Regions from separate parts of the Homo sapiens genome. Here region 2 is linked to region 1. Evidence: read pairs that join two places in POLR2A ChIA-PET (ENCODE). Cell type or tissue: PC-3. All regions are shown on one strand. Links, peaks and the distances in the headings refer to the core of each region. The heading gives the core; the rest is flanking DNA.

Region 1 (8,000 bases), core at 1-8,000:
GTCATTAAGTGACGCATAATTGTAATTTTTTATCTGTTTCCACAATTACAGTGAACTTTGTGATGGGTTTCCCTTAATGGCTTACTTAATAAGAAGAAAAAGCTGTTACTGAGATACTTTGGTTTTACATTTGTTTAGCTGAGTATCAAATTTTGCTGCCTCTTAGCTCTCATGTCATATACACAATGTCTCTTTAAACAAGAGAATGCAACAGTTATTTTTCCTTTTGACTATTAAACTGAATAACCAGAGTTATAGCAGGGTAGAAGAGAATGTAGAACTTCTCACCTTTTACTTTCTTAGTGCCTGTGAAAGTGCTAGGTTTCACAGAGTTATTTTGTTGAGGTATGTCATAGTGAAACAATGGAGAATGCAAATGCAAATACATTAAAATTTTTAGCCAGTAAAACCTTGTTTTTAAACTCCAAAAAGAGACCATCTCTATCCTGAATAATTGTTGATATTTCAAGAAAATGATTATTGTCTGAAATAGTTTTTTTATTGGAGACCTAGTTTATTTTACAAGCATCTATCTCTGCAACTTTTATTCTAGTTAAAAGAAAAACTTGAGGCCAGGCGTGGTGGTTCACACCTGTAATGCCAGCACTTTGGGAGGCTGGGATGGGTGGATCGCTTGAGGTCAGGAGTTTGAGACCAGCCTGGCCAACATGTCAAAGCTCCGCCTCTACTAAAAATACAAAAAAATTAACCAGGAATGGTGGCACACACCTGTAATCCCAGCTACTTGGGTGGGGGAGGGGGGCTGAGGCACGAGAATCGCTTAAACCTGGGAGGTGGAGGTTGCAGTGAGTCTAGATTGCACCAGTGCACTCCAGCCTGGGCGATGGGGTGAGACTGTTTCAAAAAAAGAAAAAGAAAAACTTACATAAATTTGGCTAATATGCACACATCAGTACACACACATATGTGTGTGTATTTATAGCCATTGTTTTTATTACTTTTTAGGTGTTACTTTCAGTGAAACAGTGATCTTACTATAATTTTAACTGGCATAAGATTCTTCTTTTTTAGTGGGAGAATAGGTGTGAACAGGCTGTGTCTCTATTACAAATACATTGCCTTAAAAAGAACCTTGTAAAAGAGATGTCTGCATAGAATCATAGCTTTTGTTACATTTGGCTTTCCTAGATTTTGTGGACAATATCTCTCAACTTTTTAAGAGATGTCTCTGCTGTTTTTGTTTCTTTCTTTTTTTTTTTTTTTTCTTTTGAGACGGAGTTTCACTTTTGTTGCCCAGGCTGGAGTGCAATGGCGCAATCTCGGCTCACTGCAGCCTTTACCTCCCAGGTTCAAGCGATTCATTCTCCTGCCTCAGCCTCCCGAGTAGCTGGGATTACAAGCATGCGCCACCACGCCTGGCTCATTTTGTTTTTAGTAGAGACAGGGTTTCTCCATGTTGGTCAGGCTGGTCTCAAACTCCTGACCTCAGGTGATCTGCCTGCCTTGGCCTCCTAAAGTGGTGGGATTACAGGCGTGAGCCACTGTGCCCAGCATTTCTACTGTTTTTTTAGGTTAAAAACATTATCTTAGGGGCTAGGCATGGTGGCTCATGCCTGTAATCCCAGCACTCTGGGAGGCCAGAACAGGAGGATTGCATGAGGCCAGGAGTTCAAGACTGGCCTGGGCAACATAGCGAGACCCTGCCTCTACCAAAAAATAAAAATAAAAAAATAAGCCAGATGTTGTATGCACCTGTAGTCCTAGCTACTGGGGAGGCTGAGGTGAGAGAATCTCTTGAGCTGAGGAGTCCGAGGTTGCAGTGAGACAGGATCACACCATTGCGCTCCAGCCTGGGTGACAGAGTAAGACCCTGTCTCAAAAACAAAACAAGAAAACAACAACGTTATCTTGGGAATGAATATAGAAGAGTTACAAATACAGAAATAACTCATACTGAAGAAAGACTAATCTATTTTGAACTTTAGAGGTTTATTTTTATTCAACCTAAAGCAGTTGCTGAATGAAGATATTTATCTTTTACTTTTCACATCTGCAGGTTGGGTCTTGAGGCAAAAAAAGAAGAAAATCTTGCTGATTGGTATTCTCAGGTGAGTATGCATTCAGTTGATTTTTATGTTTTAAGTCTGTCAATGGCTGCTTTTTATGTTCAGATTCTAAAATATGGGCACAAAGGCAATAGTAATAATGTTGTATAATGCCTTTAATAATACACAGTGTAGTCATTTAACATGACATTATTTTTCAACATGTTAACATAAAGTCTTGAATTGAAAAGCAGTACCATGAGATAGTGATTGATTTTTTTTTTTTAGGTGAGATAAAGGGATTAATTCAAAGCCACAAAGATATAGTCAATAGCAGAGGCAGGATTGGAATTCAAGTTTTTTTTTTTTTTTTTTGAGACGGGAGTATCAGTCTGTTGCCTAGGCTGGTGTGCAGTGGTGCGATCTTGGCTCACTGCAACCTCCGCCTCCTGGGTTCAAGCAATTCTCCTGCCTCAGCCTCCCGAGTACCTGGGACTACAGGCACACGCTACCACGCCCGGCTAATTTTTGTAGTTTTAGTAGAGACTGGGTTTCACCATATTGGTCAGGCTGGTCTCGAACTCCTGACCTCAAGCAATCCACCCACCTCGGCGTCCCAAAGTCCTGGGATTGCAGGCCTAAGCCACAATGCCCGGTGGAATTCAAGTTTTATGGAGAGTTTGGAACCCTGTTATATGTTGTTTTTCAGTATAGTCAGGTCTGTTTTACTTCCATTATGACCTCCCACATTAAGGGGATGTTATCAACAGTAGAAGCCTCCAGATTTGAATTTTGGTTATCATACTCTTGCCACTTATACTAGAATTTTGGTTCAATGTAAGCTTTAAAGACTATTTTTCTTTTAAAAAGGTCATCACAAAGTCAGAAATGATTGAATACCATGACATAAGTGGCTGTTATATTCTTCGTCCCTGGGCCTATGCCATTTGGGAAGCCATCAAGGACTTTTTTGATGCTGAGATCAAGAAACTTGGTGTTGAAAACTGCTACTTCCCCATGTTTGTGTCTCAAAGTGCATTAGAGAAAGAGAAGACTCATGTTGCTGACTTTGCCCCAGAGGTAAGTGAGCTTGCTTTTTTATTTTTTGCAATGTTCTCTGACAAACTGGAAAATATATTTTCAACTTTTAACAACCAATTTTGAAAAATATAAAGCCATTTTTATTAAAAAGTTCTGTTTCTACCTTTATAGCAAGTAATGATTTTGTTACATTAATTAACTGACTTTTAATATTTAGAAGGTCAGTAAGTGCGTACCTTTCCTCACAGTGAACAGCAGCGACTATTTTAACTTGCCTAAATTGATATAGCAAAAATTAAAACAGAGGAAATTTGCCTGCATTTGTACTGTTGCTCCAAAATGCTATTGAAAAAAAAGTATGAAAAATGATTTTTTCTTACTAGGTTGCTTGGGTTACAAGATCTGGCAAAACCGAGCTGGCAGAACCAATTGCCATTCGTCCTACTAGTGAAACAGGTGAGAATAGGCATTGGAGTGCAAGAGAATGCTCACTGAACGTTAGAGACAGCCTCTAAAGTTGAGTCTCAGCTTTTGCTTTGTGATAGCTATAATCTCTGTTGACGATATAACATTTCATGAATGTTGATGAAGATTGAATGCAAACTTAAGTTGTCTAGAGTTTTATTCTCTAATATTCATTGTAGAGCTCCTTATCATTAAATTATAGGATTTTTAATTTAAATACTCATTTTTATGCTGTAAATTTTTAGGACTTTTCAAGGAGTTTTATTCTTAGAATAATTTTTATTGTTGGAATTGATTATAATATTGCAAATGCAATTTTTATGCCATAATTATTTTTAAATTTTAATAATACATTTAGGTTTGCATTCATGTAGGGTGTTCATAGGTTGCTAAGTACTTTTACGTCATCTCGTGTTATTCTTACAACAGTGTTGTGAGGAAGGCAGGGAAAGTTACTGTGATTTCCATTTTGCAGGTAAAGAAAAGTCTCTGAAAGATTAAATGATTTTTCTGAAATTACGTATGGTAAATGGAAATGCTGTTGGAAAATTTGAGGTTTTGGGCTTTACAGTGTCTTTCAAAGTGATCATTCATCTGTAGAGTTCAGGATTGTCTGTTCTTATTGATATTTCTAGTGATACTTTTGTATAATACATTATTAATATTGTGATACCAGTTTTTTTCTCTCAGACTATTTGGCAAAGTTTTGTTTGTTTTGGTTTACTAATTATAGATCATGAGCAGGCTATTCTAAGACAGGTATCTTCACTTTGCACTTCATTGCAAGAGCTTTCATACTCTGAGTAGATGCATCAGATATAAATTAATTCTGCTTCTCATACATAACTGCTGGATTCAGCAAATTGTTTAGCTTCTATAAACTCAGCTTTCCACGTCTTTAAAACTGAGTTATGATACCTTCTTGTGGGTTGAATGTGAGAATTGAACAGGTCAATGAATGCAGAGAACTTAACATAGAACATGACCTTTATTTGTGTTTTTAAAAACAAAATGTGAAAACCGTCGAAGTACATTAACTGTTATGTGAAGAATGTAAAATCTGTGAAGAATGTAAAATATGATCAAGTTTAGATTTGTATCCTTGAGTAATACACTTCATGAAATAGATAATACTATTCACTTATTATAAACATTGGAAATATATTTACACAAACATACATTTTATTTTTCAAATTTATTTATTACATTTTAATTCCTATTAATTATCTTGCTGGTTTAGCTGTTACATCCCTAAAGGAGAAATAAAGCCTTAAATGACTGTCTCTATTTTCCCGTGTCTTTCAGTAATGTATCCTGCATATGCAAAATGGGTACAGTCACACAGAGACCTGCCCATCAAGCTCAATCAGTGGTGCAATGTGGTGGTAGGTATTCACCCCCTCTTGTATTCTATTATTATTCATGTTCTTTTTTTTTTTTTTTTTAAAGCACATTTTGTTTTTATTTTCAAAGGATTGGGAGTATGGAACTGTTTTTGAAGTATTTAAGATAAATTGTAATTTTTGATTACTTATTATATAAAATGGTAATAAAAATTGGAAAGTGGCTGGGCGTGGCAGCTCATGCTTATAATCCCAGCACTTTGGGAGGTCGAGCCGACAGATCACTTGAGCCCAGGATTTTGAGACCAGCCTGGGCAACATGGCAAAACCACATCTCTACTAAAAATGCAAAAATTAGCCAGCTGCATTGGCGTGCACCTGTAGCCCAGCTACTTGGGAGGCTAAGGTAGAAGGATCATTTGAGCCTGGGAGGCAGAGGTTTCAGTGAGTCATGATTGCACCACTGCACTCCAGCCTGGGGGACAGAGCAAGACCCTGTCTCCAAAAAAAAAAAATTGAAAAGCTCTTTATAATGACTAAATTGTTTTCTTGCCTCTTCCAGCGTTGGGAATTCAAGCATCCTCAGCCTTTCCTACGTACTCGTGAATTTCTTTGGCAGGAAGGGCACAGTGCTTTTGCTACCATGGAAGAGGCAGCGGAAGAGGTATAAAAAGTTATTTTCCATATTAACTATGTTCCATTATTTTTGTTCAGGTTCTGCAATTTTGTTATTTAAAATGTATGTAACACCTGTTAAAAGCAAAATCAAATTAATTCAAATGTTCATGGATTTAAGTAACTGCTTATTGGAATGTTATTATTAAGGAAATAGGCTCTTTTAAATTTTTAGGTGAAAATACTTCTGGACTTTAATGTGTAGAAAAAATTATTTTTCAGGAAATTTGCATTTTGATACTGTATATCTTTCTTAACATTTATTTTCTCTTATATTCTAAACATATATACATTTTAAAAAGTTATTTGACTTCTTTTTACATTGCTTCATTGAATATCTTTCTTAATAAGTTCACACTGGCTGCTTTAACCTTTTCATAAAAAGAGGTTTTTATTGTTCAGATTGCTTTTCCCACACAATTAGTCTTAAGTAGTGCAGTTTTATAGATCTTAATGAATAAATGTACCCTAAATTTGAACACATTTACATTTAAAATGTTACAGGTCTTGCAGATACTTGACTTATATGCTCAGGTATATGAAGAACTCCTGGCAATTCCTGTTGTTAAAGGAAGAAAGACGGAAAAGGAAAAATTTGCAGGAGGAGACTATACAACTACAATAGAAGCATTTATATCTGCTAGTGGAAGAGCTATCCAGGTATCAAACTGCCACACAGGATTCGTAGGTCACTGTAAGCACAGTCCATGGACAGATCCAATAATTTCTTCTGTCATCACAGAAGTAGACTCTTAAAAAATAAGTGTTTCATGTACTTTCGTATAATAATTTCAAACAAATCTATCCCATTCCTCTGTCTCCATGGTTCGTTAAGTCATAGTATGTATCCTGAATTACTACTAAAATATGAATTCCTTTTTAACTGTTGTAGGTAAAATTACTGCTATAAAAGGGGCTGCCCAGAGCAAAATGCTTGTAAATAGTATTTTTTGACTAATCTTAATCTCTTATTATGGTAATTATGCTTATAATTAAAAACCTTATTTAATGTAAAAAAAGGGAGAAAAAAAGTGTAGTGCCATTTTAAAGCATGTGATCTTATAGTAATCATTTTCAAGGGCATAATAGGTTATTAAAAATGAAGCTTATTTTTCTCTCTCTATTTTAGGGAGGAACATCACATCATTTAGGGCAGAATTTTTCCAAAATGTTTGAAATCGTTTTTGAAGATCCAAAGATACCAGGAGAGAAGCAATTTGCCTATCAAAACTCCTGGGGCCTGACAACTCGAACTATTGGTGTTATGACCATGGTTCATGGGGACAACATGGGTTTAGTATTACCACCCCGTGTAGCATGTGTTCAGGTAAGGAAAATATTCCTGTTTATCACTCATTTTATAAAATACAAGCCATATTTACTAAAGGAAATTTGAAAGGGTGATTTTCTGAATATCATTCAGGCAGATTTCTCTGATAATAAAAACAACGTGGAATGCAGTCTGGACCCTAGTGTTTTGTGACTGTGTGTATTATTTATTTATTGTTTCTTACTCTTTTAATTTTTAAGCTACTTATATAAACATTTTTAGAAGTCATTTTTTAAAAACGGTTTATAGTATGTTAAATGAGCTGGGCATGCAGGCTCACGCCTGTAATCCCAGCACTGTGGGACGCCAAGGCGGGCAGATTGCTTGAGCCCAGGAGTTTGAGACTAAGCCTGGGCAACATGGCAAAATCTAGTCTACAAAAAATTAGCCAGGTGTGGTGGCATGCACTGATAGTCCCAGCTACTTGGGAGGCTGGGGGGGAAAAAAAAATATATATATATATATATACACACACATATGAAAAATAGATTAAGTGAAATATAGTGGGTCAGATGAAAATGCATTTAGCACGGGTAAGTGATTTGCAGGTAATTAGTAGACATTATATATAAGATTAGAAATCACACAGCTGATTCGTGTTAATAATATAGCCACTGGTAGGTTTCGACTTCTGAGAGCTCATTACTTCTATATCTGTTTCTTTGCATACATTTGGGACATTGTGCTGATTCTAGGTGGTGATTATTCCTTGTGGCATTACCAATGCACTTTCTGAAGAAGACAAAGAAGCGCTGATTGCAAAATGCAATGATTATCGAAGGCGATTACTCAGTGTTAACATCCGCGTTAGAGCTGATTTACGAGATAATTATTCTCCAGGTTGGAAATTCAATCACTGGGAGCTCAAGGTAAATTCCTAAGCTTTATCTTTTACCCCCAACATCTGCAATTTGAGTTTAGATTTTCCTCTGCATGTTTTTATAAAACGAGGTTTCTCATTACTTTCCTCTATTTTGATAGTTGTGAGTTTTCTTCTTCTTCACTTAAACTGTTGAGCACTGACACAGTTCATAGCTTTGCAATAGTGATACCTAAATTTAAAATAGTTTTTGTGGAAGCTTATTTTTATTATGTTAGAATAAAAACGATCTCGAGCGCTTGTTTATGATTACCCTCACG
Region 2 (17,168 bases), core at 4,794-12,793, 51 kb after region 1:
TTGGAGATCTGTGAAGTAAAGAAAGAAATGGGCCAGGTGTGGTGGCTCACACCTGTAATCCCAGCACTTTGGCTGGCCGAGGTGGGTGGATCATGAAGTCAGGAGTTCAAGACCAGCCTGGCCAAGATGGTGAAACCCCCTCTCTACTAAAAATACAAAAATCAGCTGGGCGCAGTGGCAGGTGCCTGTAATCCCAGCTACTTGGGAGGCTGAGGCAGGAGAATCACTTGAACCTGGGGGGGTGGAGGTTGCAGCGATCCAAGATAATGGCCACTGCACTGCAGCCTGGGCGACAGAGTGAGACTTGGTCTCAAAGAAAAAAAAAGGAAAAAAAAGAAACCCATGACCTGCCCTCCACACACCCAACACATAATGATAGGACAGTCATGGAATAACTGTTGTATTCCCCAATTGCATTTATTTTGGATGGCATTCACAGCTTTGAGAGGGTAGCTTTTAATAGCTGCCTGGATCTGTATCCCACTGATGGTAGAGGTGCATTCCAAATCCCAGGCAACTATCTGAAATATTGCCTTCCTGCTTCTGAAAGATTTATTTGGTTGCTAGTCCCCAGTCTCATCTAATTCATCCCCCTTTTAAGAGTATTTAGATATGTGGGCATTTTTCTTTTTTGTATCTTTCTAGCCCCAAGAAAGCTCTCCAATCCTCTAACTTAGTCTGCCTGTTGTTTCTGAGAGCAAATTACTCTCTCTCATTTTCTTTGCACAGTAATACTGCAGCATGTAATAAAAATTGCTCTTAAAAACTCATGCTCACTAAGGTCTGTTAAAACAGCCCCATAGCTACGACAGCAGCATTCTTCTGTAGCCAATAAGCTGCTGCGACCTGCCAAGGTTGAAATACTGCCTGACTGCCTGACTCACTCTTACTGAAGCATTAAAACCTGGCAGCTGCTTACCACAGGCTCAATCTCCATGGGTTACTTTGGCCTGTAGATACTCATCTTTATCTTTCTCAAGGTTCCTGCCAACTTACCAATATGTTAGGGCTTCAGGGACACATAAATAATACCCATTTCTTACTCTTCTAGGTTTGGAAGCAATTGATAACATAAGATATGGATGACAGTTGAACATAAAATATTAACCTGATTACTGATATTGAAGGATATGGCTTAGACATGTAGTGGCAAAGAGCTTCCTAATCGTCCACCCCAGAATTAAACTTCCTCACCCAGTCCCAGGCCTCCCTCCACAGGGCAAAACCTGCCCCAGTTAGCTTCTCTCATGTAGCAGGATTGCAGGTCCCTGGGGAAGGCAAATTTGAAAAAGAAGTCCCAGAAGAGGATAGCTGAGCATGCTGCACTCTTTCTCCCAAGCTTACTGGACAGAGAAGTGATCCTGCCTCTGGGAAAAGTCAGGGGAGTGGTAGAAAGATGTCTAGAGTGATGGGCCTTTGGAGGCGCCCTCATGGAAATGTGAAGCTTGGGGGAATGCAGTGTTCCCCTAACACAAATCAAAAACTGCACTGGGCAGCTCCATTGTGAACCATGTAGGCCATCTCCAGAGTGACTTATCCTGATGGGAAGAAGCATATTTTGTTCCATCCCTCAACCCCTTCCCCCACTGTTAGCAGATTTGGATATAAGTGCCCCACTCAAAGATGCATGATAATCAGCAAAGATCCAACATGGTAACTACATAGAGATACTACAAAGAAAAAGTTAAAAAAGGAACCAGCAAAAAAGGCAGAAGAAAAAATACATTGAAGAAAAATAATAATTACCCCAGGTGACAGAAGAAATTTTCAGATAAAACAATGAACATGAACTGTCAGAACTCCGGTGGCTAGGGAAAAGATAACAAACATTACAGAAATGAAACTCATATAGGAAGCAGTGAGGCATAAAATAAGCACCACTGAAAACCATCAGTGAGCTAGAAGACAGGGTGGAGAAATTGATTAAGGAATTATTCTAGTTTTTTGAGACTAAGTCTTGCTCTGTCACCCAGGCTGGAGTTCAGTGTCGCGAGCTCAGTTCGCTGCAACCTCCGCCTCCAGGTTCAAGCGATTCTTGTGCTCAGCCTCCCGAGTAGCTGGGATTAAAGGCACACACCAGCACGCCTGACTAATTTTTGTATTTTTGGTAGAGATGGGGTTTTGCCATGTTGGCAGGCTGGTCTTGAACTCCACACCTCAAGTGATCCGCCCGCCTTGGCATCCCAAAATGTTGGGATTACAGGCGTGAGCCACTGTGCCTGGCCTCATCAAGGAATTTAAAGCAACTGGAAGACAGATAATAGATATGGAAAACAAAGAGCAGACATGCAGCATAATATACACACTAGGTGTTTCCTGATGTAGAAAGCAGACAAGTGCCCCATGAAAGAAATTCGAAGATATAATAGAAGATTTTTTTTCTGAACTAAATGATGATAAAAATTTGCATACCAAAAGGGAAAATTGATATGGAATAATTCATACATACATTCTGGAGAAGTTGCTAAATATCAAAAATAAAGAAAGAATCCCACAGGCATCTAGGCAGAAAAAGCCTGAGGACAAATATCAGGCTGTACTCAGATTTTTCCACAGCGACATGCAATGTCAAGATACAATGATGAGATGTCTATACAGTTCTCAGAAATAAAATAAAACACGAACTTATGAATTTCATACCCATCTAATCTAAGTTTTGCTCATTTATGAATGGCAACATAATGACATTAACAAATATATATATGTAGATAACCCAAGAGCTCTTCTTTTTTTAAAAAAAGACTAGATGAAATCCAGTCAACCAAAATGTGAATCAAGATGAGCTCAGAAATTGGAAAGCCATGGTATGAAAAGACTGTTGGTGAGCATCAAATCAATTTGAATATAGAACTGTGGCTAAGCCACTTTCAGAATTACAGGTACACAATAGAATGTAAGTGTTTTGGAAACTGTCAATGAAATATAAGGAAAACCAGGAGGGTGCAGCATTCAAAAGTCAAATTAGGAGCGTAATTGAAGAAGGAAAGCAAAGATTCTCTACCACTGCCTCTCAGCTCTTTCTGCTTCCTCTCCTATTGCAGTTTGAAGGGTATTGGAAAGAAGCAGGGGAAGACAGGATTACCAGGGGCTCCAAGTCACATCCTCATGTTTAATGACCAGACAAGAAATGAAACCTCTCTCCCAGGTTCATTTGAAAAATTCCGAAAGAAGAACTCTGGCCCATCTTGGGTCAAGTGCCCATCTCTTGAACCAAGCATTGTGATCAGGGCATGAGGGACTGTGATTGGTGTACGTGCCTACCTCTGTATCCAAGGGGACAAAGGGAACAGGATATCTTACCACAGGAAAGCAGGGAGGGGTTCAGGGAGGGGTCCAGGCAATCTGAAGCTTAAGCTGACCCATTTAAATACTGGTGGCCACAAATACAGTGCTTGCTTTCTAGAACTCATGTTGGTTGTGGGTCCATGGCTTCATAATTACAGCAATAATGCCTTTTATTTTTCTATATATTTGTACCTTCATTATCTTATTTGATATTCAAATCAACTAGATACACTAAGTAGTATGAGGCTATTCTTTGCATTTTACAGATTAGGAAACTAAGGCTCAGAAATTCTGTAACTGGTCCAAGTTGTACAATAACTTCATGTCAGAGGTCAAGAATCTTAGTTCTCTTCCAGACTTCATTTCAATATTCAAAACAGCCTCTCATTTTGTGATAGTAATAGTGTCTCCCAGTCCAGATACCTTGATTCTCTCTACTTTTCTGCCACATGACTAGCAGGTAGGTCATGATGGCAAAAGAAGGATGTCAATGATAAAACTAGGGGGTTTGGGTTTAGATTTACAAAAGATTTTATTTTAAATATTTTTATATTTGTAACATAGTATTAATCAATGTTTTATATTCATATAATATTTTATTAGTCAATAGCTAATTTGTTTTAAGATAATTAGCTAAGTAGATTATTTGGATTAAGGGGACATACATGATTTTATAAAAAGTAGGATACTCTAGATAACTATGAAGGAGATTCCACAACTGGAAGTCAACAATAGTTTTGGGTATGACAACAGCCAGAAATCAATGGAAGGAGCCAATGTTTGTTGATTATCCACTAAAGGAACTATGCAAGACCCTTTACATAAGCTTTTTCATTTGATTCTCATAACTACTGTCTGAGAGAGTGATACCTCTATATCTAGCTTAGAAATGAAAACATAGAGGCTCAGAAGTTGAGTGACTTGCTCACTTGCGAAGAGCTGACAGAAGCAAGATTGGATTTTAGATGTGCATGGCTCCAAAGCCTATGTTGTCCCACTACATATTCAACCAGTGCACTTGGCAAATAAAGTTAAGGACATTTATTAATATCTTTGGTTTTGACCCTCTCTCCCCTTCACACAAAATTATTTCCACAATTTCTTGGGCAAAAGGCTTTTTTCATGTTCATATAGTCTAAAAATTAAGGCGAAATCTAGCAGTGAAGAAGGTTGCCATCTGTGTTGGATTGTTTCTGATGGCACCAAAGAACACATAGGAAACCTTGTTGTAACTTACAAAATAACACAATTTAACTTACAGTTAAAACAATTAGGTCTAGAATCAACATCAAGGGGTTTTTCTCTATTTCTTGCAACTTGTAGTTCTTTTTGCTTCCATTTGAATTGGAAATAGTCTAAAAGCTGATTTTTCCCCCTCACTGTTCACCCATCAGGAGGATTCAGACCCCAAATGATATCAGTAAATGATGATGAACTCTGAATGAAAAGTGTTTCTTAAACTGCCAGTTCTGCCTTTAACCCTTTCCCCTGTTCTTCCTAGTAGCCATAACCCCTTTCATTTTCGTGTTTTCACTTACCCTTGTCCCCTTGACAAACCCCAAGCACAGGGTTTCTCTATGAGTGCGTCTCTGGGGTTGTCCTTGTGACCTGGAGATGGTAAGAAACACAGAGAGCAGTGCTATAGTGTCAATAATGACAAGATGACCCCAGATACCACAGTTGGCCTCTTTGCTCTCAAATGAATCTAATAGCCCAAGGAAGTATTTCTCCTTTATCAGCAGCCCATTCAAAGTGGTGTTAGCCATTACCCAGCTTTTATCATTCCATATCTCATGGAAAAATAATAGCGTTCACCTCAAGTCAAGAATCTCTTAAATTTAATGCATTCTGAAATACTTCGAGAAAAAAAGGCATCATCCTGGTGTTATATAAAAATTGATGTCATCTTTTTACATCCATGCGATCAACAGATGGTAACTTTGGTTCCTATATTTTGTATATGTGGAACTATTGTCTTTCAAACTATGCTTTTCTTCTTTTTTTTTTTTGAGATGGAGTCTCACTTTTGTTACCCAGGCTGGAGTGCAATGACATGATCTCAGCTCACTGCAACCTCCGCCTCCCAGGTTCAAGCAATTTTCTTGCCTCAGCCTCCTGAGTAGCTGGGATTACAGGCACCCACCACCATGCCCGGCTAATTTTTTTGGTATTTTTTTGTGTGTGTGAGACGGAGTTTTGCTCTGTTGCCCAGGCTAGAGTGCAGTGGCACGATCTCGGCTCACTGCCAGCTCCGCCTCCTGGGTTCACGCCATTCTCCTGCCTCAGCCTCCCGAGTAGCTGGCACTACAGGTGCCCACCACCACGCCTGGCTAAATTTTTGTATTTTTAGTACAGACGAGGTTTCACCGTGTTAGCCAGAATGGTCTCGATCTCCTGACCTCATGATCCACCCGCCTCGGCCTTCCAATGTGCTGGGATTACAGATGTGAGCCACCACACCCGGCCTTTATTTGGCAGTTTTAGTAGAGATGGCATTTCACCAAGTTGGCCAGGCTGGTCTTGAACTCCTGACCTCAGGTGATCCGCCCACCTCGGCCCCACAAAGTGCTGGGATTACAGGCGTTGAGTCACTGCGCCTGGCCTATACTTCTCTTCTAATTGCAGAAACTTAAACATGTTTTATCTTATGTCTTCATAAACTTCACTGCTCCCCAGATGGATCTGTAAACAAATTCTTAAATGTGTATTTTCTCTAAAAGTAATCCTTAGCGAATCCTTTGGTGAAGGAAAATATTCTGCTGTCTCTCTAAACTTGGATTTAAAACTCCAGGTGATGGTTATTTTTTGTTAATATTCACTGAGCCTTTCTTATGAACCTGGCACTATCCCAAGCAATTTATATACCTTTTCCCACTTAAGTCTCATGACAACCTCATGAAGTAGATACTATTATTATCCCTATTTCACAGGTGAGGAAAGAGAAGGTTTAGTAAGGAACGTGTCCCCCAGGTCACAAGAGCAGTTGCAAGTGAGAAGCACAGCCCAGATTTAGTTCCAAATCGGTCCGACTCCAAAGCTCAAATTATTAACTGCAGCGCTACTCTGCCTTTTAAATTTTCTCAAAGTGAGTGCAAAATTAAAATTATTTAGAGTCTGGTATTTTCTCAGTAAGTAGGTGGTATCACGTGATGCTATGCTCGTGCTCCTAACACTTCCTGGGCCAGGGCTATTAGGAGACATACTCTTTCGTTGCAAGAACAAGTGGCATTTTGAAGAAACCATGGAGGTGGCGTTTGGGTGAGGACACTGCAGGCTGATGGGCACAGCTTTACATTCATATTAGAGCTGCTTCGTTCTAGGTGGGCTGCAAATCACAACTCCCTTATAAATATAGCCCACTCAAATTAGTATTGACCACTATCTCATTTTTCTTTCTTCTTTTTTTTTTTTTAGACGGAGTTTTGCTCTTGTTGCCCAGGCTGGAGTACAATGGCAGGATCTCGGCTCACTGCAACCTCTGCCTCCCAGGTGCAAGCGATTCTCCTGCCTCAGCCTCCCGAGTAGCTGGGATTACAGGCGTGCGCCACCACGCCCGGTTAATTTTGTATTTTTAGTAGAGACAGGGTTTCTCCATGTTGGTCAGGCTGATCTCAAACTCCTGGCCTAAGGTGATGCGCCCACCTCAGCCTCCCAAAGTGCTGGGATTACAGGCGTGAGCCACCTCGCCTGGCCTCACTACCTCATTTTTAATCTTTTGCACATCTCATGCCTCCATCACTAAAAAAAAAAAAAAAAAAAAAAAAAAAGAATGGTTACTCAAGTCAAGAATCTCTTAAGTTTAATGGATTCTAAAAAAACTTGGAGGCCCAATATGCATACTTTTGGGGTACAAAAATTACCTTTGTACAAAAGGTTACAGACGTACACATTATATAAATTCACCAATGAGGAGCTGACTTCATCCACAATAAGAATTTGGTGCTTTGGAAAGATGTCCATTCTCTTCTCCAAAGGCAATGTCATCTCTTGTCAAGTAGAACTAAAAACAAAAACAGATGCTTTTACAGTTTCTAAAAAAAAACTAATTGTTAATTTCTGGTCAAATACCAGTATAAAAATAATTTTTAGTGTCATAATCTCTGAATTTGTGAATTGTAGCATATCAAGTTTTGCACCAATACTAACAGAACTTTTAAAAACCATTTCATTTGTTTAGAACAAAAGAAGCATTAAAGGCCAGGAGCAGTGGCTCACGCCCCATCTCCACTAAAAATACAAAAATTAGCTGGGCGTGGTGGCAGGTGCCTATAATCCCAGCTACTTAGGAGGCTGAGTCTGGAGAACTGCTTGAACCTGGGAGGTGGAGTGTGCAATGAGCTGAGATCACGCTATTGCACTCCAGCCTGGGTGACAAGAGTGAGACTCCGTCTCAAAAAAAAAAAAAAAAAGATGATTGAGTTAGTATAATCTGGAAGCAAAGGGTGTAAGCTCTAGAGTTTGATGCCTAGTTCAGAGCTCAAATCTATCAATCATTTACAGCTTGTGTGGTCTTGGGTAAGTTACTTAAAATCTCAGGTTCTATCCTATAAAATAGTACTTATTTTATGGGGCTGTGATGAGGAAGAAATGAGATGATGCTTATAAAACTCTCAGCACAGGGTTGGGCAGAGTAAGAGATCAATAAACAAAAGCTATTTAAACCTCACAATTTGCTGTTAAGTATAAAATGCTGGCCAGGTGTGGTGGCTCACGCCTATAATACCAGCACTTTAGGAGGTCAAGGCGGGCAGATCATTTGAGGCCAGGAGTTCGAGACCAGCTTGGCCAACGTGGTGAAACCCTATCTCTACTAAAAGTACAAAAATTAGCAGGGTGTGGTGGTGCACACTTGTAGTCCCAGCTACTCGGGAGGCTGAGGCAGGAGAATCAGTTGAACCCAGAGGGCAGAGGTTGTGGTGAGCTGAGATTGGGCCACTGCATTTCAGCCTGGGTAACAGAGTAGACTCTGTCTTAAAAAAAATAAAAATAAAATGCAGCCTGTATTTTTATCAATTAACTTTATATATACTGTGTGTGTGTGTGTAGTTTTAGTACAAACATTTTTCTACAGTGCTTTTTATTGACACCATCTGGCAACACTTACCCTTTCTTAAAGTCAGGAATGGGTCCCCCAGGCAGGCTGCCTCTGCCACTTCCAGCTCCTCCAGCTTCCTCAGCCACTGGCTTTATGGTTCCATCCACTGCACTCCTGGGGCAGTGACACAATTCTTATCTGCCTTTGGTTAGGAAAATAATTGGGCAATTTGCTCCAGTGATACATTTCTGCTGATTTCAGGTTTTCTTTCAGTGGTGAATGACAAAGACATGCAATTAGCAAGGAATGCTTTAGTTTGTCAAGTTTAGTTCCACCAGGCTTCCCTCACTTATTTTGACTGTTTTGCTTGCTGTCATATTAAATGTTTCAGAAGCTTTACAGTTTGAAGACAGTCTAAGCCAGAAACAGCAATGGCTACAGTACTCTGATAAATCTCTTTTGTCTATTAGAGTGTCTCATCTGTTGTTCAATAGTAATTCCATCACACATGTGCTGTAGTATTAATACTATTGACAACAATAATAGAACATTTATTGAGTGCTTACTGTGTACCAGGCACTATTTTAAGCATTTTACACATATTAACTCATTTAATCTTCCCTATACTATTATTATTCCCATTTTACACTAGTGAAAAATACCGTAGTCTATATCTTCTTACCTCTACATTATTGATTATTTTTATGTTGATTTTTAGAAAATACTTCCAATGATCAATTTTCTCTAATTCTCAATATAAGGATATTTTCCTGGAGGTGCAAATATTTAATAAGCTCTGAGTTTGGAGGCTTATCTGGTGTAAGGTGGGACTTGGATCAAGGATGCTTTAGCATGGCTGTTATGGACCTCAGAAATACTGAAAGACAAGGTTATGTTTTACAAGGCTAAGGACAATGAATAGGGCTAGAGGTTAGGATGTTCTGTGGTTGGGGGGAGGTGGGGTTGAGACAGGGCCTTGCTATGTCACCCAGGCTGGAGTGCAGTGGCACCACCACGACTCACTGCAGTCTCGACTTCTTGGGTTCAAGCCTTCCTCCCACTTTAGCCTCCTGAATAGCTGGGACCATAGGCACACACGCCTGGCTAATTTTTTTTATTTTTATTTTTTGTAGAGATGGGGTTTCCCTATATTGCCCAGGCTGATCTTGAACTCCTGGGTTCAAGTGATCCTCCCACCTCGGTCTTCCAAAATGTTGAAATTACAGGTGTAAGCCACCACGCCTGACCTGTGTTTTTTTTTTGTTTGTTTGTTTTTTGTTGTTTTTGGAATAAGACATTTGTATTCATTTCTAAGCCAAAACTACATGTGTATTCTTCAGGAATGGTTAAAGTTCAGGGGCTAGGGATGGGGAAGGAGAATAGAGATGACCAGACTGCACCTTCAAATCCTCTATGGGATGAGATAATGAGACAACAAAAGAAACCAACAAAGAAACCTAGGAGCCAGGCCTCTCAAACCTCCACAGCAGGAAGAGACCAGCAGCAGACACCCTTCTTCAAGGGTCCCTTCCTCAGCCTCTTCCAGAGTCCTGGAGACAGTTACCTTCTGGATAACTTTTATTTGGAACACAGCCTGTTGTCAATAGAAGAGTCTTGGCCAGGTGCAGTGGCTCACGCCTGTAATCCCAGCACTTTGGGAGGCTGAGGTGGGCAGATCACTTGAGGTCAGGAGTTCGAGACCAGCCTGGCCAACATGGTGAAACCCTGTCTCTACTAGAAATACAAAAAATAAAAAATTAGCCGGGCATGGTGCCTGTAATCCCAGCTACTCTGGAGGCTGAGGCAGGAGAATCGCTTGAATCCGAGAGGCGGAGGTTGCAGTGAGCCGAGATGGCGCCATTGCACTCCAGCCTGGGCAACAACAACGAAACTCTGTCTCAAAAAAAAAAAAGAGTCTTTATTTGGAATAAACCTTCATGTAGGTCAGTCGATTGTACTGCGTATCAGGTCATGCTGTCAGGGACACGTGGGGGTGAGTAGAATATTCTCTTCAATGAAGAATGAGACAAGTACACAGAGGAGGTCAGCCCTGGTTTCTTTGGCGGCCAAGGGACTTGTGTCTACCACAAAGTAGACCAGCCTTCGAGTGCTAGGCAGGAGTGCATGCTTACAGAAGTGGGGTCTGCTCTCCTGAGGGCTGCCTGCGATTCACCCAGGGAAGGAAGCCTTGACAGCGAAGATCCTGAAGGGGAACGGGGACGATCTTGTGCCATGAGTGGGTAATAGGAACGATCCTGCACCGTTTATAATGGCTGTGAGGAACAAGAGAGGATTAAATAGCTTTATCCTGGGGTTAGTGGAATGAGGGTGGAGGGCTGAGTGGCGGATGAGGTCACATTTCACGAAATGAAAAGCAGGAAGCACCCTCAAGGGCAAGTTGCCCCAAGCCTGTGCTCCGGGGCCTTGCACCTGATTAATATGGAATCTGCACCGCAAGGTGCCTATGGGCACGTACGCGAAGGTGTCCCAGTCCACCGCAGCGAACACACCCCACAGCAGCCAAGGCCCTTATGACTGAGTCAACAGGACACTGGCGACCCTGAGGGCCAGGAGAAGCGGGGTGTCTGGGTGAATCCCACCTCTGCATGGGGAGGGAGTCTGTGAAGATTGACGTCCAGACACGCCCCCTCTCCTCCGCAGCGCCCCTCTCTGCACAGTCCTGTCCCACAAAGAGAGACATCGGCTCGTGGCCACCTGCCAAGTCAGGCCCAGGCCGCGAGGGAGGGGAAAAGGGCCGCGGGAGGCGGTGCACGGGCTGTTCAGATACTGCCCCCGCCACTCCTTTAGACTCTGGACGTGCGGGGACTGGTGGCGCTCGGCCTCGCGTTATAAAAAGCGGTGGGGCAGGGCCGGCGAGACAATCTGGGAGGCGGGTACCGGGCCTCACGGATCCGCGCCGCGCCCCCCACCTGTGGCTGCGCGCGGGGTGGGCTGCGCTCCCCTGGGCGGCGCCGGGCGCCCGGGGCTGGTGGCGAGATGGGCCGCTACTCTGGCAAGACGTGCCGGCTGCTCTTCATGCTGGTGCTCACCGTCGCCTTCTTCGTGGCGGAGCTGGTCTCCGGCTACCTGGGCAACTCCATCGCGCTGCTCTCCGACTCCTTCAACATGCTCTCCGACCTGATCTCGCTGTGCGTGGGCCTGAGCGCCGGCTACATCGCCCGGCGCCCCACCCGGGGCTTCAGCGCCACCTACGGCTACGCCCGCGCCGAGGTGGTGGGCGCGCTGAGCAACGCGGTCTTCCTCACCGCGCTCTGCTTCACCATCTTCGTGGAGGCCGTGCTGCGCCTGGCCCGGCCCGAGCGCATCGATGACCCCGAGCTGGTGCTCATCGTCGGCGTCCTGGGGCTGTTGGTCAACGTGGTGGGGCTGCTCATCTTCCAGGACTGCGCCGCCTGGTTCGCGTGCTGCCTCCGGGGACGCAGTCGCCGCCTGCAGCAGCGGCAGCAGCTGGCGGAGGGCTGTGTCCCCGGCGCTTTCGGGGGGCCTCAGGGCGCGGAGGACCCGCGGCGCGCGGCGGACCCGACAGCCCCAGGCTCGGACTCGGCCGTAACCCTCCGGGGGACCTCGGTGGAAAGGAAGCGGGAGAAGGGGGCGACCGTGTTCGCAAACGTAGCAGGTGCCTTTCGGTTGCATCCTTTGGACCGCTTGGCCCTTCCTTCCTCCTCCCACCCGGTCCCTTTCTTCTCACCCCACGCCCTCTTTTTCTTCTGCATGCTTTTTTTCTGTTTTTTTTTTTTTGTTGTTGTTGTTTTTTTTTTTTTTTTTTTTTTTTTTTTTTAATAAATCCATTCCCTTTACAATCCCGCTTTACTTCTCTTCTGCCAATTTAACATATTCCCCATCCCTTCTTTTTTCTCCTGGATCCTCGGGTAGCCCTGGCCTCTTTTCCCTTACCCTATTCTCTGTATATGAGTATTGATTTTCTTGGAAATCGGTCACTATTATTGGGCAACAGGCAGGACTCTCCAACCCCTCCTCCCTCTCATTACTTGCTGTCTGAATTTTGTTGTTCTCCCCCCCTCTTTGCCCATCCGTTTGTCTTCTTGGGTGTTACGGGTTTAGGGGCTGCAGGTGGGCTCCCATTCACCCTCTTTTTGTTTTAACTTGAAAGGATGTGTGAATGAAGTCCAAAGGTGGATCACAAGGCTATTTCAAGGCCAAAATGTACTGTTCTGAGCTGTGGGTGTGCAGAAGGGTCTCCCTTAAGCTAGTAGAAATTTAAAATAACAAAACTTTATTTTGAGTCCATTGGTTTTTTTTTGTTTGTTTGTAGAACTTATACACAACACAAGGTTTCTTCTTTGAATGCAGGTGATTCCTTCAACACCCAGAATGAGCCAGAAGACATGATGAAAAAAGAGAAAAAGTCTGAAGCTCTGAATATCAGAGGTAGGATTGACTTTGGGCCTATTTGAAATCCCTTTCTATGACACACATGGACTGTGTTGTTTATTTCTGTTTGACTTTTAATAAGGCAAAGGTGTGTTTGAAAGTAGGCCAGTTACATGCATAGACTATGACCCAACTCTCTTTCGTAATCACTGCATTGATCCTGAGGGAGAAACTGGTTGCTAATGATTTATCTTAGCTCCACTGAGACCCATGCTAATACTGCCTGCTCCAGAGCTGCACATATTAATATTGTGTTACTACTTTACTTGGTTTTACTGGTCCGTGGATATTGCTAATAAATCATGCAACCCATTTTAATTGAATTGATTTTGATAAAGGTAGGAAAAGAGTAGGTGAGCTGCTATCCAAGGTTATGCCCTATCTCGCATTGCTGAGTGACCCTATTGCATCAGCTATTTCTGCCAGAAATCTGCTTTTGTGAAGGGACCGTTGGCTCACTAAAACCTCCACTCCCAGGACCAAAGGGAGTGTTCTGGTGAGGCCCAAGGCAAGCACCTAGCTAGCCTCTCACCATGTGGTCAAGGTCGGAAGCACTGGACTAAGGTCAGCCCAGGGCTTTTTGAGATGTGTTTCTCGCTGGACACCATTGTAGCCAACATCTCTCCCTTCCAACTTCTTGGGCATAGACTTTGCTTCAGAGTGATCCCAGAAGGGGTTAATCCCCAATTTTGACTTTGAGAATTCCAACAAGGATTAAGCAACCCTCTACTTTCCTGTGGTTTGGGGAAAGCCTGTAAGTGGGGCTTTGATGGAAATAATACAATGAAAAATTAATAATTCAGGAGATACCTTCACTTTGAGTGTCTCACATCTGTTTTACAAAGGAATTCTCAGAGTGAACCTATAGGGAAAATCCAGAAGATAACAACAATAACATATGATCTCCTAAAAATTTCTAAATTAATCAAACAAATTTAAAGGCAACAGGGGAATTTGCTCTCTGAAAGAGCTTAGTAGTGAGCTTTTAAAAGAGAATCTGTAATGAAAAAAAAATCATCCTTTATCTCTCTTTTTTAAGGTCCAGTTTAAAAATATATACATTGGGGTGGGCGCGGTGGCTCACGCCTGTAATCCCAGCACTTTGGGAGGCTGAGGTGGGCAGATCACCTGAGGTCGGGAGTTTGAGACCAGCCTGGCCAACATGGTGAAACCCCACCCCATCTCTAGTAAAAATACAAAAACTAGCCAGGCATGGTGGTGGGTGCCTGTAATCCCAGCTACTCGGGAGGCTGAGGCAGGAGAATTGCTTGAACCCCAGAGGTGGAGGTTGCAGTGAGCCGAGATTGTACCACTGCACTCCAGCCTGGGAGACTGAGCTAGATTCTGTCTCAAAAAAAAAAAAAAAAAAAAAATATATATATATATATATATGTACACACACACACATAAATTTTAAGGTGGAGTTCACCATCAGAGGCTTTAACTTTTCAAAGCCTGTTCTGTTAAGTATCCTCATTTTTTTTCTTCTTTGAGATGGAGTCCTGCTCTGTCTCCCAGGCTGGAGTGCAGTGGCGCCATCTCTGCTCACTGCAACCTCTGCCTACCAGGTTCAAGTGATCCTTGTGCCTCAGCCTCCCAAGTAGCTGGGATTACAGGTGCGCACCACCACGCCTGGCTGATTTTTGTATTTTTAGCAGAAACGGGGTTTCACCATGTTGGCCAGGCTGGTCTCGAACTCCTGACCTCAGGCAATCTGCCCGCCTCGGCTGCCCAAAGTGCTGGAATTACAGGTGTGAGCCACTGCACCCGGCCAACTATCCTCATTCTTATGTTACAAAGTTGAGAAAGAGAATAGGTAGGTGGATTGATGCAAAGAAGAAGAAGAGTAGGCCCTCATAGTTATAGTGATCTTGTTTGGGAAACTTGTATGAACTTGCCAAATTTTAGTCCTAAGCTATTGAAGTTTCTTGGTAGAAAAATGTCAGTAGTAGAATGCCTTGCTATACCTGGCTGGGCCTTTGGTTTACAGGGACTGACACCAGTGCACCTTTAGCTTCTGATAGAGGTGAATAGTGCGGTGGCTGAAAGGTTGGGATTTGGCTTCAAACTGCCTGAGTGTGAATCATGGCTCTGCCACTTAAGAACCATGTGACTTTGGGCAAGTTATTGAACCTCTCTAAGCCTCCAATCCCCTCATCTTTAAAATGAGGATAATAACAGTACCCACCTTATGGGATTGCTTTGAAATAAATGAAACATATAAAGTGTTTAGGCTTATAGTAGGAAAACTAGCTAACATTTTTATTGAGTATGTACTTTGTCCCTGGTACCATTCATGAATGAGTGAACTGGTAGTCACATTAATCTTACTGAGTGGATACAATTATCGTTTAATTAGTGGGTGGAATTGCTGGGCTCAATCCATAGTGCTTCCGTGTTAGCTGAGATCATTCCTGCTGCTTTTGATGAGTACCTGTACTGTGGCTAATAGGAGCCTTTACATATTCCCGGCTAAGTGTGAGGCTGGCCTCCCCTTTGGTGCTGTGTTCTTATCTTGGAGCCACAGTTCAGGGAAGGATCACAGAATGTTAGAACTAGAAGGACCTTAGGGAAATTGGACTTCAACCTTTCACTTCACAGATGAGGAAGCAGGGTGTGGAGAGTTTGACGACTTCCCCAAGTCACCCCAGCTCATAGCAGAGACAAGGCTGGAATCCTGGGCTCCTACATCACATTTCTGGCCCTTTCCATGATCACACATTGCCTCTAGACTCCAGACAGGGCTTGCTTCTCTAGTACACAGTCCACTGAATGGTTATATTTCTAACATTTAAGCAACTGCTTTAGAAAGCAGGACTGTGTCCCACTCTCCAGATCTGCAGAGGTAACAGCTTACGGGGATCTCTGTGAACAAAAACAATTTCTTCACTTTCTTTACTGTTTCTCTTATTCCAATGGGAATTTAAAAAATGAGTTTTTGTTTGTTTGTTTGTTTTGTTTTTTGAGATGAAGTCTCACTCTGTAGCCCAGGCTGGAGTGCAGTGTCGTGGTATTGACTCACCACAAACTGCCTCCCAGGCTCAAGCGATTCTCCTGCCTCAGCCTACAGAGTAGCTGGGATTACAGGCGCGCGCCACTGCACCCGGCTAATTTTTTTTGTATTTTTAGTACAGACGGGGTTTTGCCATGTTGGCCAGGCTGGTCTTGAACTCCCAACCTCAGGTAATCCGCTGGCCTCGGCCTCCCAAAGTGCTAGGATTATAGGCGTGAGCCACCGTGCCTGGCAAACAAATGAGTTCTAAGGAACACACTCTGTCTTCTACTGTAAAGTATGGTAAAAACACAATCCTCTTAAAATGCTCATCAATGTGCTTTGTAGTGGTCAATTTTATTTAATAGGATCAAACATGATGTATTAAAAATGTTGTAACAATATGTCAGAAAGACAATTAGCTTTTTAAAGTTTGGTGTAAATAGATGAATAGCCATCTTGACATCCCTTGAAAAGAAATCCCCTTTGATGAGATGTTTCTTTGTAATTCCAATAAGAAAGATCTCAGTTTTTCATTACCATTTGCCCAGTGCAAATGCACTATTTCCAGTCATTCAACAAATTCAACAGCACTGATGGCTTTCCTAAGTGCTGGGACACATCAGATTTCAACTTGTGTCAAATTGCCAATTTATGTTATATGCCCGTTTTTTGGGGGTTTCGTTTTAATCTAAAGGCAGCAAGTGAGGGCCAAGTACAGAGGTTTGCTGTCTTTGCAAAGCTACCTTGAGAGCATTGTAACTTAGCAGGTGATTGAGTTGTCTACTAAGTGGTGCTCTTTATGTCTCAGATAATGCTGCCAGATTTATCTTTCTGAATCATAGATGTGATCACATCGGAGTCTGCTCAAAGCCTTGGCCGCATACAGGGTATGGTCTAAACACTGCTGACATTCAGAGCTTGCTGTTCCGGTGCCAATACTCCTTTCTAGACATTTCTGCCCTTCTCTTCACCCCTTCATGGCCTCACCTCCCCCATCAGCTCTTCACTGTCTCCCGGCATACCCATCAACATTTAATGTACATCTGTAGTGAGGTGAGAAGCACTTACACCCTGTGATCAGGCAGATCTGGTTTGAGTTCTGCCTCTCCCTTTTCCTAGCTAGGTGACCTTGGGCAAGGAACTTCATCTCTTTAATGTTCAGTCCCGTCATCTATATAATGGAGATAATAGGACCAACATCACTGTGTTGTGCGGATCACATGGGTGGTTAGAATAGCACAGAGGACCCACTCAACAAATGGTGCCTGTTATCATTATCATCACCTCTTGGTCATTCTCAGAGGGTTTTCAGACATTTTTTTACATACTCTACAGAACTAGCCTCTGAGGGAGGTGAGGCAGATATTATTACTACCCCATTTCACAGATGAGAATCTTGCTCCTCAAAGAGGTTGACTCTCATAAGGTCTTTGGCTCATA

Evidence for each region. Peaks named below come from ENCODE experiments on the same cell type or tissue, not always from the same donor. Only the 100,000 strongest peaks of a DNase experiment are listed, where the experiment ranks them.
Region 2: POLR2A ChIA-PET joins it to region 1 with 16 read pairs; 4 of 35 experiments call an interaction of 5 or more read pairs at or near these places.

What each region holds. Positions count from the first base shown.
Region 1 is chr1:219,978,275-219,986,274 of GRCh38, reverse strand. EPRS1 (glutamyl-prolyl-tRNA synthetase 1) reads left to right here. Exons shown (of 32, transcript NM_004446.3): 21 at 2,018-2,069; 22 at 2,877-3,086; 23 at 3,431-3,503; 24 at 4,818-4,897; 25 at 5,418-5,519; 26 at 6,035-6,190; 27 at 6,660-6,857; 28 at 7,556-7,729. Among named protein-coding and RNA genes, the nearest start is that of SLC30A10, 54 kb to the right of the region's middle. In PC-3, for the core only: no CTCF peak of the experiment used is centred there; no DNase peak of the experiment used is centred there.
Region 2 is chr1:219,922,590-219,939,757 of GRCh38, reverse strand. SLC30A10 (solute carrier family 30 member 10) reads left to right here and starts at 11,201. Exons shown (of 4, transcript NM_018713.3): 1 at 11,201-11,957; 2 at 12,653-12,730. The coding sequence starts at 11,318. LOC107985281 (a long non-coding RNA gene) reads right to left here and starts at 10,973. Exons shown (of 3, transcript XR_001738476.3): 1 at 10,453-10,973; 2 at 8,390-8,522; 3 at 4,666-4,893. RefSeq lists an enhancer at 10,877-11,171. In PC-3, for the core only: no CTCF peak of the experiment used is centred there; no DNase peak of the experiment used is centred there.